Linked DNA regions of Homo sapiens: region 2 is linked to region 1. Evidence: read pairs that join two places in POLR2A ChIA-PET (ENCODE). Cell type or tissue: PC-9. All regions are shown on one strand. Each heading gives the region's core, and the rest is flanking DNA. Links, peaks and the distances in the headings are about the cores only.

Region 1 (6,412 bases), core at 1,413-6,412:
GCACAGATCGCTCATGCTATTGTTTGTGGTGTAAGAATGCCTTTAAGCAGTTTTCCGCCCTAGGCAGGCCAGGTGTTCCTTGCCCTCATTCTGGTAAACCCACAACCTTCCAGCATGGGTGTTATGGCCATCATGAATATGTCACAGTGCTGCAGAGATTTTGTTTATGGCCAGTTTTGGGGCCAGTTTATGGCCAGATTTTGGGGGGCCTGTTCCCAACATCTAAATATAATAGATACTTAAACAGTGAACTTTTTGTGTGGTTTAAAATCTTGAAATTGTGCAATGGTTCTCATCTATAAAATGTCAGTGTTTCATGGGCAGTGCAGGATTTCTTACATCCTTGGTTTATATAAAATATGACAAAAATTATATTCTTTATTGGGGAATAATAATAATAGTTTTTGTTTAATTTAAAAATTATTGAGAGGTTCAAAATATGAGGGAGCCAGTAAGTTAAAAAAATTATATAAAAAATTACAGATTAAAAGATTTTTGGCAAGTAAAAATATAAAGAATAATTTTGTATGAAGAGGGATCTTGTAAATTCTTGTCCTAAAATAAAATGACTCGTTATGTAAGAAAGAGATAGTATAAGACAAGTCAAAAAGTCCAAGCATATTGTATGGTCTGTGTAAGTCATGATAAGGTTTATGAAGGGGATTTATGTATGGAATTCTGGGTATAATTTAACTAGTTGTAATTAAAACAAAATCATTTAAAATAGACTTTCTGAAAAATGGTCTACATGCTAAAACCAAATTTTCATAAGATATTAATTTGCTAAATTATGGGAAATTTTACTTTTAATATTATAACATGGGGGCAGTACATCCAACTCAAATTCCAGAATTTCTTTTTTTTTTTCTTTGAGACAAGGTCTCACTCTGCAGCCTAGGCTGGAGTGCAGTGGCACGATCATAGCTCACTGCAGCCTTGACCTTTTGGGCTCAAGTGATCCCCCCTCAGCCTCCTGAGTAGCTGAATCTATGGGTATGCACCATCACACCTGGGGCATGGGTGTACAACTTGGCTTTTTCTCCCAGGAGGCTTAGCTATGGGCAAAAACTATAGACTCATTAAATGAACTCCGAGGCTACTCTGTATCCAAGGCTGACATTCTACTCAGTAGTTTATTCCTATCCCACACATGCCCAGCCTCATTTGTCTCACTACCCAAAATCCTCACCAGATGATTTGCTGTAAGATCATACAAGAGGATAACAACACTCCCATTATACAATGGCAGACATAAAGAACTTAAAAGTGCTTAAAACCCATTCCCTTTGGCAAAAGGACTAGTTGGCAAGCACTGAATAATAGTTAACTGCAAAACTAAGAGTAAAACAAAAGTGGGAATAGGAATGACAAGAGAATAATACAACAAACAAAATGGGAGGAAAAAGGAGAACAGCAGAAAAATCTCACTGATTCATTTTATGTAATAGCTACAAGTGAAAGGATATCATGTAAAGCTGACAAATCAAGTAGCAAAGAGTTGAGCATCTTCAAAAGTATAAAGGGTAAACATTAAGGAAGATTGTATGACTAAAGCTGAACAGGGGAAGGAAGGGAGGAGATGGAGGAAGAAAAGTTATAAGCTAGTCTTTTTTTGTTCATAGAAAGTAGCAATAGGATTGTCTAAAGAAAAAGGGAACTAAGTGTGTTAAAGGTAACCACTAGAACAATATTCCATTGTATGGATGTACCACAGTTGTTTATCCATTCACCTATTGAAGGACATTTTGGTTTTTCTTAAGTTTTGGCAGTGATATAGCAGTGGATAAAGCTGCTATAAACACTCATGTGCATGGTTTTGTATGGACAGGTTTCAACTCTGGTTAAATGCCAAGGATTGCTGGACTGTATGGTAAGAGTATGTATGTTTTGTTTTGTAGGAAACTGTTAAGACTATCTTTTCAAGTGGTCACACCATTTAGCATTCCCTCCAACAATGAAAGAGAGTTTCTGTTGCTCCACATCCTCACCAGCATTTGGTGTTGTCTGTGTTTTGAATTTTAGCTGTTCTAATATGTATGTAGTGGTGTTTCATTGTTGTTTTAACTTGTGATTCTCTAATGACATGATATTTAACATCTTTTCATATATTTATTTGTCATCAGTATATCTTCTTTAATGCAGTGTCTCTTCAGGTCTTTTGCCAATTTTAAAATTGACTTGTTATTGTTGAGTTTAAAAAAATATTTTGGATAACAAGCCTTTATCATCTTGTTTTAGTGTGGAACATTTGTTACAATTGATAAACCTACACTGACCCATCATGATTACTGAAATTCCATAATTTTCACTGGGCTTCACTCTTTGTGTTGTACATTCTGTGGGTTTGGACAAATGTGTAATGATATATATAATGACATGTATCTACTAGTACAGTATTACACAGGATAATTTCACCGCCCTAAAAACGCTCTGTGCTCCATATACTCATCCACACCCCTCCCTCCCCTTGAGCCCCTGGCAACCCCTGAACTTTTGACTGTCTCCATAGTTTTGCCTTTTTCAGAATGTCATATAGCTGAAATAATACATTATGTAGCCTTTTTAAATTGGCTTCTTTCACTTATCAATATGTATTTTAATTTTCTTCCATTTATTTTCATGACTTGATGGCTGGCTCCTCCCTCCCTCCCTCCCTCCCTCCCTCCCTCCCTCCCTTCCTTCCTTCCTGCTTTCCTCCTTTTCTCCCTTCTTTCCTTTACCACATTTGGCCCCTTGTGATATGGTGTGCCCCCCACTTCTCTGGGAATTGTAACAAACTATCTTTTCAATGGCAGTAATTTCCTGATCTGTTGGATTTACCATACCTAAAAATAATAAAACCAATTAAAACATTATCTACTGTGTGTGTCAGGCACAGTTCTAGGTCCTGGAGATCCAGCACTGAGCTGGCTGAAATCTCTGCTGTCATGGGGCTTACATTCTTTCTTGCAAAGCCCTTAGAGAAAACTCTAGTGGGTCATTTGCTATGGGATGAAGCAGGTGGAAGAGTCAGCAGGTGAATAGGTTCCCTGTTCTCTCAGCATTTTGAGGAGGGGGTTAAGAAGGCTCCCTCTTCCTATTGCTGTGACTTTTAGAAGGCAAGTGTGGGTGGCTTTGTGGCCTTGACAGTCTGAGTTTGAGTGCTAATCATTTACAGCAATACCTTGGAAAACATGAAGCCCAGCATCTAGAGACCTTGGAATATACTGAGATCAGGCATAACTTTTCTTACCTGGAGGAGAGGTTGGATAGCCAATAGTCACTAGGGAAGTTGAGTTCTGTCTGGAGTGGCATGTCCTGCTGGGAGAAAGAGGATGATGATCTTCCCAGCCCTCCAAGCTAGCCTCTTGCCAGGCAACTGGAAGGAGCTCCCCAGGTAATTCACCAGACAATCCTGCTTGTCTCCCACATTCTTATAGTTACTGAGAATGTGTTTAGCACAGTTCCTGGAACTGGAATACTCCCTAAAAATGTGAGTTACTTCAGTTATTGTCATCTCTTCTACAATAATGTGCAGAAGCAGGCACCTACACCCAAGAATAAGGATGTGAGAAGGAAGGAGACCCATGCTCCTGGGACTTATGCCTGGAATTATGACTTATGTTATATGACTATAACATGACATACCATCTACTATACTTTCCCTCTTTAATTTTAGCAGAGAATTTTTACCAGGTGCTACTAGGTGCTACCCTGAGACACGTAATATATCTTGCTCACCCTGTCATCAGCCAAAGTCTGTGGAATACAGGCTGTGTGTAACCAATGGTGTGTATTATCTCCTCTGTGTTACAGAAATATTGTGGGAGGAAGGGTACTCAGCTGGCTAAATTCTGCAGCAACAGGCAGTAGGAAACATACTCCACTTTCATCTGAAGAAGCTCAGTAATACTTTTTTTAATATATTTTATTTTTTAGAGCTGTTTGGGGTTCACAGAAAAACTGAGCAGAAAGCACAGAGAGTTCCCATATACCCCCTGTCCCCATCCCCAGACTTCCCTACTCTCAATATCCCTTACCAGAGGGTGCATTTGCTACAATTATGAACCTACATTGACCCATCATGGTCACCCACAGTCCATAGTTTTCAGTAGACTTCACTTGTTGTGTTGTAAGTTCTATGGGTTTTGACAAATGATATAAGTTCACCATTACAGGGTGGCCTCACTGCCCTAAAAATGCTCTGTCTTCCACCTACTCATCCCTCTTCCCTGACCTCCACCCCTTGGCAACTACTGATCTTTTTGCTGTCTCCATAGCTTTGCCTTTTCCAGGATGTCATATACTTGGAATCATATAGTATGAATCATTTTCAGATTGGCTTCTTTCACTTAGTAATATGCATTTAAGTTTCCTCCATGCCTTTTAATGGCTGGTTAGCTCATTTCTTTTTATTGCTAAATAACATTCCATTGTATGGATGAATCACAGTTTATCTGTTCCTCTACTGAAGGACATCTTGGTTTCCTTCTTCAAGTTTGGTGTTTATGAATAATATTGTGCAAAGTTTTGTGTGGATATGTTTTCAGCTCATTTGGTTAAATACCAAAGAGTGTGATGGCTGGACCATATGATAAGAGTATGGTTAGTTTTTGTAAGAATTTGCCAAACTGTCTTCCAAAGTGGCTGTACCATTTTGCATTCCCAACAGCAACAAAAAAGGGTTCCTGTTGCTCCACACCCTTGTCAGCATTTGGTGTTGCCAGAGTTTTGGATTTTGGCCATTCCAATAGGTGTGTAGTGGTCTGTCATTGTTGTTTTAACTTGCAATTCTTAATGACATATGATGCTAAGCATCTTTTCATATGCTTATTTGCCATCTGTATATCTTCTTTTGCCTATTCAGATGTTTTGCCCATTTTCAAGTTGAGTTGTTTGTTTTCTTATTACTGAGTTTTAAAGTCTTTTAAAATTTTGGATAACAGTCCTTTATGACGTATGAGTTTTGCAAATATTTTGTCCAAGTTAGTAGCTCGTCTTCTCATTCTCTTAAAGTGATACTTTTTAGAATCAATGAATGTGGTAGAGGTCTCACAGGAAGCCAGCTTGGGCAGCTGGGTGGGAGCAGCCTACTTGAAAAGGCTCCCATGGACAGGAAGCATGTATATTTGGTGGTGGTGGGACTGGTAAGGTTAAGCCCTGGGAGGGGATTTAAAGATAATGCAAATATCAGAGTAAATGCCTAAATAATAAGGAATTATAAATGATAAGAAATTAGGGAATTAGCATGAGGACTTGTGCTCAATAGGTGCCTAATACACACTTGTCGAATTATTGAATTAAAATGGACAATGAGACTGGCTCTTATAGAGGGCATTTGACACTACTTACTACATGACAGTCATAGATTTTAGAAACAGGGACTTTTAGAAATCTGTTGTGCAATCCCTTCAGGTTGTAGATGACAAAATGTGGTGAGTGTCAAGGTGAAGTTACTGAAACTCATAGATGCTGAATATAAGTAACTGGTTGGGCAACTTAAGTTTCATTTGTTTAGCTAATGCTTATTCCAAAAAACAAACAATGATATGATGTTTCTTCAATCGTCAAACATATGTTAGAAAACTTGAGCCTATTGTATTGACCCATATTTTTGCTTACTGCATTTTTCCTTATTTCATGATGTTCCTGAGTTCCTTCTTTTATTGTTTCCTTTCTGCTTTAAGAACTTCCTTTGGCTATTCAGTCAGGGTAGGTCTGATGGGGACAAATTCTTTTCATTTTCCTTAATGAAGCATGTCTTGATTTTCCCTCCATTCCTGAAGGATATTTTCAGTGGGTGTGTTGCAAAATAATGTCCTTCCCAAAGATGTCCACGTCGTACTGTCTGGAACCTGTGAATAGGTGAGGCCACATGGCAAAGAGAAATTACAGTTGAAGATGGAAGTTTCTAATTGGCCCACCTTATGTTCTTATTGTTGAGTTTTAAGAGTTCTTTTTATATTTTGGATAACAGTTCTTTATCACGTAGGAGTTTTGCAAATATTTTCTCCAAGTCAGTGGCTTGTCTTCTCATTGCTGCTATAAAAATTTTTCACAAACTAAGTGGCTTAAAAAAGTTATTACTGCATTCTCTTGGTGTGATAACTTTTTAGAATCAATGAATGTGGTAGAGGTCTTGGAGATTATCCTCCAGGATATGGAGAGAGAATGTAGAGATGATTCTGGATTATCCAAGTGGGCCCAATATGATCACTGAGGTCCTTATATGTGAGAGATGGAGGCGGCAGGGAGAGAACCAGAGGGATGACCATATTAGAGGGGCTTGGCCAGACATTTCTGGCTGAAGACAGAGGTAGGTGCCATGAACCAAAGAATCAGGTGGCCTCTAGAAGCTGGAAAAGACAAGAAAACAGATTTCTCCCTACTGCCTCCAGAAGGAGCATAGCTCTGCTGACTCCTCGGTTTTAGG
Region 2 (8,384 bases), core at 3,175-8,174, 98 kb before region 1:
TAGGGAGACCCTGTCTCTACAAAAATAAAAAATAAAAATTAGCTAGGCATGATGGTGCGTGCCTTAGTCCCAGCTACTCAGGAGGCTGAGTTGGGAGGATCGCTTGAGCCCAGGAGGTCAAGGTTGCAGTGATCATGCCACTGTACTCCAGCCTGGGCAACCAGAGTGAGACATTATCTGGAACAAAGCAAAATAAAAAAACCCCACCTCATTCAGAAATCCATGTACAATAGTTTGAGTTGGCTGTTTAAGATCTTCTTTAAGTAGAAATTGTTTCAATATGTGAACGGAAAGTTAATTTTCCTCTAATACTCATTGTATCATGCAATATTATGACAACAAAAAAGAAAAACTAAAGAAATTGAGCATGCTCTTGTCTGCTTTCCTGGTGGTTTTAATCAATTTGTGACAATGTTTTCATTAGACTGAACTCTGTACCAAGATGACATAGCAGAAAATCTCGGTAAGGATGGACCCCAAAACTCTCCCTTCTATTTTCTAGGGGAAGGAAAAGAAAAGATTCCTCTTCCAAAAGAATGATTAGTGATGAGAAATGACTACAGAATAGAGACTTAGCATTTTAAAAACTGAGGACAGGACAACTATCTTAGGACAGCGGTTGCCCTAACAGGGCGTCTTAGGAAAGCGGAGGTCTGAGAGGAAGAGCTGAGGGGGAATCTGACCTATTTGATGTGACACGTGGCTTTCAGGAGGGCAGTTTTTACTAGAAGCCAAAAAAGGTTGGTTTGGGCCCATCAAGAATGGACTTTGATATTCCATAGACCAAGAGGGCTAAATTCAACAGTTGACCTTAGACCGCAGGGTAAACGTGATGAGGTAACCAGAGGAACTCTAATTGAAGGGCCTGAAGAATTGAAGGGAATTACAACAGGGAGTCCCTGGGAGGATTATATGGTCAACCAAGCAGCATAAAGTCACTGTGTCACTCCTGAACTGTATGCCTCATAGCCACCTCCTCACCCTTCCTGTCATTGCAGGAGCAATGGAGTTGACAGTGTGCCCTGGGTGAGAGTGTTTCCGTGAGAGGAGGATTCTTCTAGAGATAAAAAGGCATTGGAGGAATATTAAGATTTAGAAACATGGTCTGTGAAAGGGATATTGTTCTTCTTTTTTTATACTTGGGGCAATAGCAAAAAATTAACCTGGAATCTGACAAGTAACAGAAAAAGGAAGTTCATCCCTCTCGGAGAATCACCAGTCTATTTGGGTTCTGCCCTTGCTGATGGGCTGAGGTATTGGTGAAGAATTTCCCTCTTTGCTGCCACCTTGTACGGCATGACGGGAATGGGCTTTGCATCGTTGACTGTGCTGCAAGGTCATTTCTCTGGGTGAATGGCAGGGAGAAGACCTAAATGAATCATGATCAGAGACTTCAGAGCTGGGAAGAGCTTGTCATCAGGTCCTAGAGGGGCTAGAAAGTCATTCATTGTGTTTAAAGGGTATCCATCGTAGTACCTTGCAAGTTACTTGGGAACATATGTCCGCTTCATCTGAAACTCAGGAAAAGAGTTAGCTTTTTGAAGAAGGTGAATTGTCACTTTTCTTTGGTCAGAAGAAAATGGACTGGTGGGTCAGCAACTCATGCCAGGGAGGAAAGACAATGTCCGGTGGTCAAGAGGGCTTGAACCTACTTGAAACTGGACCAGCCCAGAAGGGGCTAGAAGGGATCCTGGGACTCTAAAGTTTCCTTTACAGTGACTGCTAGAATCAGAAACATATTCAGTGGAAATGTGACTTTTTTCCTGCATATTGGTTATTATTTTAAAAATTGAAAATATGATGTGAGGCGTGGTGACTCACACCTGTAATCCCAGCACTTTGGGAGGCCAGGGAGGATGGATCACATGAGGTCAGGAGTTTGAGAGCAGCCTGACCAACACAGTGAAACCTTGTCTCTACTAAAAATACAAAAATTAGCCAGGTGTGGTGGCAGGTGCTTGTAATCCCAGCTACTCGGGAGGCTGAGGCAGGAGAATCGCTTGAACCTGGTATTGCAGTGAGCCGAGATGGCACCACTGCATTCCAGCCTGGGCAGCAGAGTGAGATTCCGTCTCACACACACACACACACACACACACACACACACACACACACACACGGACACAACACAGCTTTATTTAATCTTGATCAGATCCACAAACTCTGCCATGGTTTTTAAAATAATGATTTAACAAAACCCTTTTTCTTTTGACATATTCACAAGAAGTTGCAAAGTTAGTACAGAGAGGCGCTATTTCCCCTAATGGCTACATCTTAGGTAACTACAGTACAATATCTAAACCAGGAAACTCATGTTGGTACAATGTGCAAGGGCAGTTTTGTGTTATTTTACTACATTGGAGACTCATGTGAGCACCTCTGCAGTCAAGATACGAAACAATTCCATCACTACCAAGATTTCCCTCTTGCTACGTTTTGTACTCACATCCTTTTTTATTTTCTCTTACAATCATAAAAAGACACATTGGAAAGATCCAGCTTCTCTCATTTGTCCTAAGAGGAAATTGATTTTGGGTATGTCCACCCTTGAACCAGAGAAAAGCAGAGACTGGACATATTGAGGGAGATGAAGTTGTGGTAACAGGAACCACAACGGGGGAACCCCCCCCCCCCAGAGCAAAACCTACAGGGAAAGTCTCTGATGGACCTAGTTTCCTGAATGGAAGCATCTGTTTTAAAAAAAATCTCTCTTCCTCTATAAGGGACTACAAAGAACACAGAAGACCTGCAGCTGCCAGGAAGGAGCTCATTCTGATTGTAACCATTGTGTTCTGCCTCATCTCCAAATGGGCTGTTTGCATTGTGTATCTATCTCCCTTTAGGTTTAATGTGGAAACAAATCATTTCTTTTGTCTTCATTGCTTAAGGACTGAGTGTGAAATATTTTTGGCATAATATGCTCAGGTTTTTCTGGGCATCTGCCTATTCATGGATAAAATGAAAATGTTTCTTGATCTCTCTTAGACAGAAAGCAAGAAGAACTTAAGGTTTTTAACAGAAAAAATAAAAGAGGATGGCTAGAATAAAAATCCACAGAAATAGGGCCGGGCGCTATGGCTCATGCCTATAATCCCAGCACTTTGGGAGGCCGAGGCGGGCGGATCATGAGGTCGGGAGATTGAGATCATCTTGGCTAACACGGTGAAACCCCGTCTCTACTAAAAATACAAAATTAGCCGGGCGTCATGGCGGGCACCTGTAGTCCCAGCTATTCAGCAAGCTGAGGCAGAAGAATCATTTGAACCTGGGAGGCAGAGGTTGCAGTGAGCCTAGATCACGCCACCGCACTCCAGCCTGCGTGACAGAGCGAGCCTCTGTCTCAAAAAAAAAAAAATCACAGAAATAAAAATTCACAGAATAAAAATGCACGGAAGCAGGGATGAAAGCAAAAAAAGCACCTGAGCACCTAGTTGGGGGAGAAGTCAGGACAGCAGAGAAGAATCCTGGGGCCACTGCAGGTGAGTGTGTCAGATCTGAGTAGGACTGAAGAAGACCTAAAAGGGAGAATTTGGCCTTCTCATAGGGCCAAGCAGAGGCCGGTTGTGTGGGGCAGGGCTGACCCCAAAAGGCTTGACAGAGACCCCCGAGGAGAGGTTTTGGAAAACACTGAACACCTAGGTTGGACCTAGATGAACTTTACCTGCTCTGCCACATAATTGTGATACAATTTATGTAGAATTTTTTTCCAGCAATTTACGAAGTTGTCTCGAGTTTGCCTTAAGTGGCCCTAAGCCTTTCAGGTCTCTTTTCCCGGTCCTTGGTGGCTTGCCTCCGTTTTGGTGTCCTGTGTTGTCCTCACTGTCATCATCTATCCTCTGAAAATATGATTTTTTTTTCCTGCATGCCTGTTATTTTCCTTCCTTCCTTCCTTCCCTTCCCTTCTTCCCTCCCTCCTTCTGTTCCTTCCTCTCTCTCTCTCTCTCTTTCTTTTAGACGGGGTCGCACTCTGTTGCCCACGCTGGAGTACAGTGGCATAATGACAGCTTACTGTAGCCCCAAACTCCTGGGTTTAAGGAGTCCTCCCACCTCAGCCTCCTGAGACACTGAGACTACAGTCATGCACTACCACACCTGGCTAATTTTTAATTTTTTTGTAGAGACAGGGTCTCGCTATGTTGCCCAGGCTGGTCTTGAACTCTTGGCCTCAAGCAATCTTCTCTCCATGGTCTCCCAAAGTGATGGGATTGTAGGGATGAGCCACCACATCTGGCTCTTCTTTGGTTTCAATATGCTCACTTGACGTAATAAAACCCTGCTTCCTGTGTGCCTGAATGGTACGGCTGCTAGTGGCTAGGGGAAAACACACAAGCTCACACAACTGTCTCAAAAAAGGTGAGAATGTCTCACAAAAGAACAACTGTCTCCCTTTTAACTGTTGGCCATGAATCTCAAATGAACCCTTCATGCTCCCAGGCAATCAAAATTCCCTAATCCATTCTCAATCCCACTGTCCCAGATGACTATTTCATTTCTTCTCTCTTCTCACACCCCTGAAATTCTCCATCCTCATTCTCAGCTGATGACCTTATTTTCTACCTCACCAAGACACATGAAACCTAGCAGAGAGCTTCTACCACCACCACATCTACTGGAATACTGGCATCTGTTCCCTTACACTCAGCTGGCATGTGTGTTAACTTATCCGTTGGTGACTTATCCATGCTTCCAACTCGATTCCATCTCCACCCACCCCATCACCATTTCCCTCCCTATTGTGTAATTCCTATCTGTATGTTAACATGTTGTAATTCCTCTAAACTTAAGACAGACTTCTCTTGACCACAATTCCTCCAACAGCTTTCCCTATTTATTTGCTTCCGTTTGCAGCAAATTCCTTAAAATAATTGATTATACCCTGTTTCCAGTTCCTACTCTCCCGCTCTCTCTCCAACTTGGCTCTGGCTTTTCCCCCTATCATTCCACCATACTGTGCTTTTCTGGGTCACCAATGACTCTGACATTGCTCCATCCAAGGATGGATGCTCAGTCTTTATCTCCACCTCGATGCACTTTCTTTCCTTGGCTTCTGAGCACTGAGCTCCCCAGGTTTTCCTCCTACCTTGGTGGTCATGGTCCTGGTCAGCCTGGGCCCTACAACAGAGGCGAGAGCCTCCTGCATTCTCTTCCCAATGCCCTGTGGGGCATGACGGTTTCCAGGCTGGCTGGTGGCATCAGGCACTGTTCCCAGGCCTGGTGATTGCCGGGTGGCGTTCCCTCTGCTGATGTTATTGGGATTCTCCCCATCCCCAGGTAGTTTTCTCACATGTGAGTGCTGAGCAGTACTCAGTTAAATACTTGTGGGATCCTCTGCAGACTTCTGGCCATCTCTCTGTGTACCTTTCTCCTCCCTGATCCTCAGTTCTGTGACCTCCAGGGGCCTTGGTTTCCTGGATCTGGGCCTGTGTCTCCTCAAGTCAGGGAGCTGACTGAGTCCTACCTGGATTTCTCCTTCTAGCAACTCAGCTTGGAAACTCTCTCAAGGCAGTAAAATGGGCCCAGTCTCTCAGGCATCGTTGTCTTTTTTTGTCCAATGTCCAGTGTCTCAAAAACCGTTGTTTCATGTATTTTAGTCTTCTTTGTTGTTGTTTGGTTCAGGAGGTCGGTAAATCTCCTTCTTCTTGGCCCTAAACTAGTAGCCATCTGAAAATCAACATGTTCCAGACAGAACCTATCAGACCTGCTCGTCTCGTACTCATCCCCATCAAGCTGACACCATTTTCTCACCCCTCCCCTTCCAGTGTCTACTCCGTCAGGAAACCCTTTGGTTCTTCTTTAAGTTTTATCCATAATCTGACCACTTCTCACCACTTCCACTGCACCCCTGCTCTGAGCTACCATCACTTCTTGCCTGCATTACTGTAATTGCCACCGAATTGGTCCTTTTTATGCCCTTTTTCAGCTGTAGTATGTCTTCAATTCAGCAGCCAGCATGAGCCTTTCAATGTGTGCACACGGAGCACTCTGCCCAGAACATGGCGTGGCTGCCTGCGCATTCTCTGATGGATCAGGCAGCTGCTCACTTCAGGGCCCTTGGCTTCTTCCTGGAATATTCTTTCCCTAGGTCTCTGAATGTCTAACTTCCTCCGATCTTTGATACATGTCAACTTTTTCAATGAGGCTACTCCTTTACAATTTTTAAATTCTTATTTTCTATATTTTTTTAAATACAGAGTCTTGCTCTGTTGCCCAGGCTGGAGTGCAGTGGTGAGAACATTGCTCACTACAGCCTCGAATTCCTGCGCTCAAGTGTGCCTCCTGTTTCAGCCTCCTGAGTAGCTGGGACCACAGGCACACATCATCATGTCCAGCTAATTTTTAATTTTTTATAATGATGGAATCTCACTATGTTGCCCGGGTTAGTCTTCTTTCACGGTTTTTGTTTTTTTTTTTTTTTAAACATCTGATGTCACCAGTTGGTTCTGACCAGGTTGGTCTCGAACTCCTGGGCTCAGATGATTCTCCAGCCTCGACCTCCTAAAGTGCTAGGATTATAGGCATGAGCCACTGCTTCCAGCCTAATTTTTTTTTTTATTTAAAGAGCACCATCTATTTTTTGAATAGGTAAAACACCTACATGGTTAAAACTTTGAAAGATCAAAACAGCATACAGTGATAACTTTTCCTTCCACTCCTATGTCCCCCCAGAGACCACCAATATTTCTTGTATATCTTTCTAGTGATCTTTTATACACATGTAAGTGATATATGCCTACTCCTGTTATGTATACAAATAGTAGCATTTTATTATTTTATTTCATTTATTTTTGAGACAGAGCCTTGCTGTGTCGCTCAGGCTGGAGTACAGTGGTGTGATCATAGTTCATTGCAGCTTCGACCTCCCAGGCTCAAGCCATCCTCCCACCTCAGTCTCCCAAGTAGCTGGTACTACAGGCATGTGCCACCACCTGGCTACAAATGGAAACGGTAGCGTTTTATACATAATATTTTATACATTCTGCATTTTACTTGTTTTCACTTACCATGCTGTCTGTAGTAAGGATTGAATGGTTACATTGCATTTCATCATTTGGATATTCCATAATTTACCTGAAACTTTGGTACCAGATACCTTTCAGAATGCAGGATTCCAATATTTTGTTATTATAAACAATGCTGCAATGACTAACCTACATGTGCGGTTTATTTCATATGTGAGAAAATGTGGGCTGAATTCCTAGAAGTTGAATTGGTGAGTGAAAAGGCATATGTATTTGTAATTTTGGTTACCTGTTACCAAATTGCTCTCTGTAGGGATACATTCCGAAAAGCAATGTGTGAGAGTGTCTTTTTCTTTACATTTTCAACAACATGGTATATTATTTTTGCCAATCTTACAGGTAAAAAGATGGCATTTTATTTAAATATTTTCCTTATTATGAGTGAAATTAAGCCCCAAAGCCTCAAAGCAATTTATATTTTCTTTTCTGTGAACCATCTATTCACAGATCATTGGTTTTGCCTGTACTTTCCTATTCCAGTGCACTTTGAGAATAAGACACATATGAGTTTGGGGTGGGGGAATGGGAATTAGAAGGTCAGAGGAGTCATCTGAGTTTCCTGGGAACTCCTCCGATTATTAAAATAAGAAGAGGGCTGGGCACGGTGGCTCATGCCTGTAATCCCAGCACTTTGGGAGACCGAGGTGGGCGAATCACTTGAAGTCAGGAGTTCGAGACCAGCCTTGCCAACATGGTGAAATGCCATCTCTACCAAAGGTACAAAAATTAGCTGGGCATAGTGGCAGGCGCCTGTAATCCCAGCTACTCGGGAGGCTGAGGCAGGAGAATCTCTTGAACCTGGGAGGTGGAGGCTGCAGTCAGCTGAGATTGTGCCACTGCATCCAGCCTGGGTGATAGAATGAGACTCTGTCTCAAAAAAAAAAAAAAAAAAAAAGTTTAAAAAAAGTTAAAAAAAAACAACTCATCACTTGGGAATGTTTTAACTCTGCTGGTCTTCTGAAGTTCAGGCCTGTGTGTGCTGGGTCATGTAAAGTTGTTTAAACAAGTCTGGAACAGTCAATTGTGCAATAACACCATGATACTGTTCTATTACAAATACTTATAATGCTTAATCCAAGTTCTGTGTCCTTTTCTGATTTTTAGAGATCTTAAAGAATACAAGTGATTTAACAATATTGTTAGTGATTCAGCTTGGAAACAAAAATTTCATAGCACTCCTCTCCTAAGGAATATTTAGAGACTGGAAGATGAGCTGTTAAAAAAGCTGTTATAGGCTGGGTGCAGTGGCTCTTGCCTGTAATCCCAGCACTTTGGAGGCCGAGGCAGGCGGATCACTTGAGGTCAGGAGTTCGAGACTAGCCTGGCCAACATGGCAAAACTCCGTCTTTACTGAAAATACAAAAA

What was found. Peaks named below come from ENCODE experiments on the same cell type or tissue, not always from the same donor. Only the 100,000 strongest peaks of a DNase experiment are listed, where the experiment ranks them.
Region 2: POLR2A ChIA-PET joins it to region 1 with 9 read pairs; 2 of 35 experiments call an interaction of 5 or more read pairs at or near these places.

The regions. Positions count from the first base shown.
Region 1 is chr12:7,171,382-7,177,793 of GRCh38, forward strand. It overlaps LOC124902869 (a long non-coding RNA gene), which reads right to left and starts at 3,298. Exons shown (of 2, transcript XR_007063196.1): 1 at 3,233-3,298. In PC-9, for the core only: no CTCF peak of the experiment used is centred there; a DNase peak (open chromatin) is centred at 4,360; H3K27me3 peaks cover 132 bases.
Region 2 is chr12:7,071,445-7,079,828 of GRCh38, forward strand. No RefSeq gene overlaps it. Among named protein-coding and RNA genes, the nearest start is that of C1S, 15 kb to the left of the region's middle. In PC-9, for the core only: no CTCF peak of the experiment used is centred there; a DNase peak (open chromatin) is centred at 7,997; H3K4me3 peaks cover 120 bases; H3K27ac peaks cover 223 bases.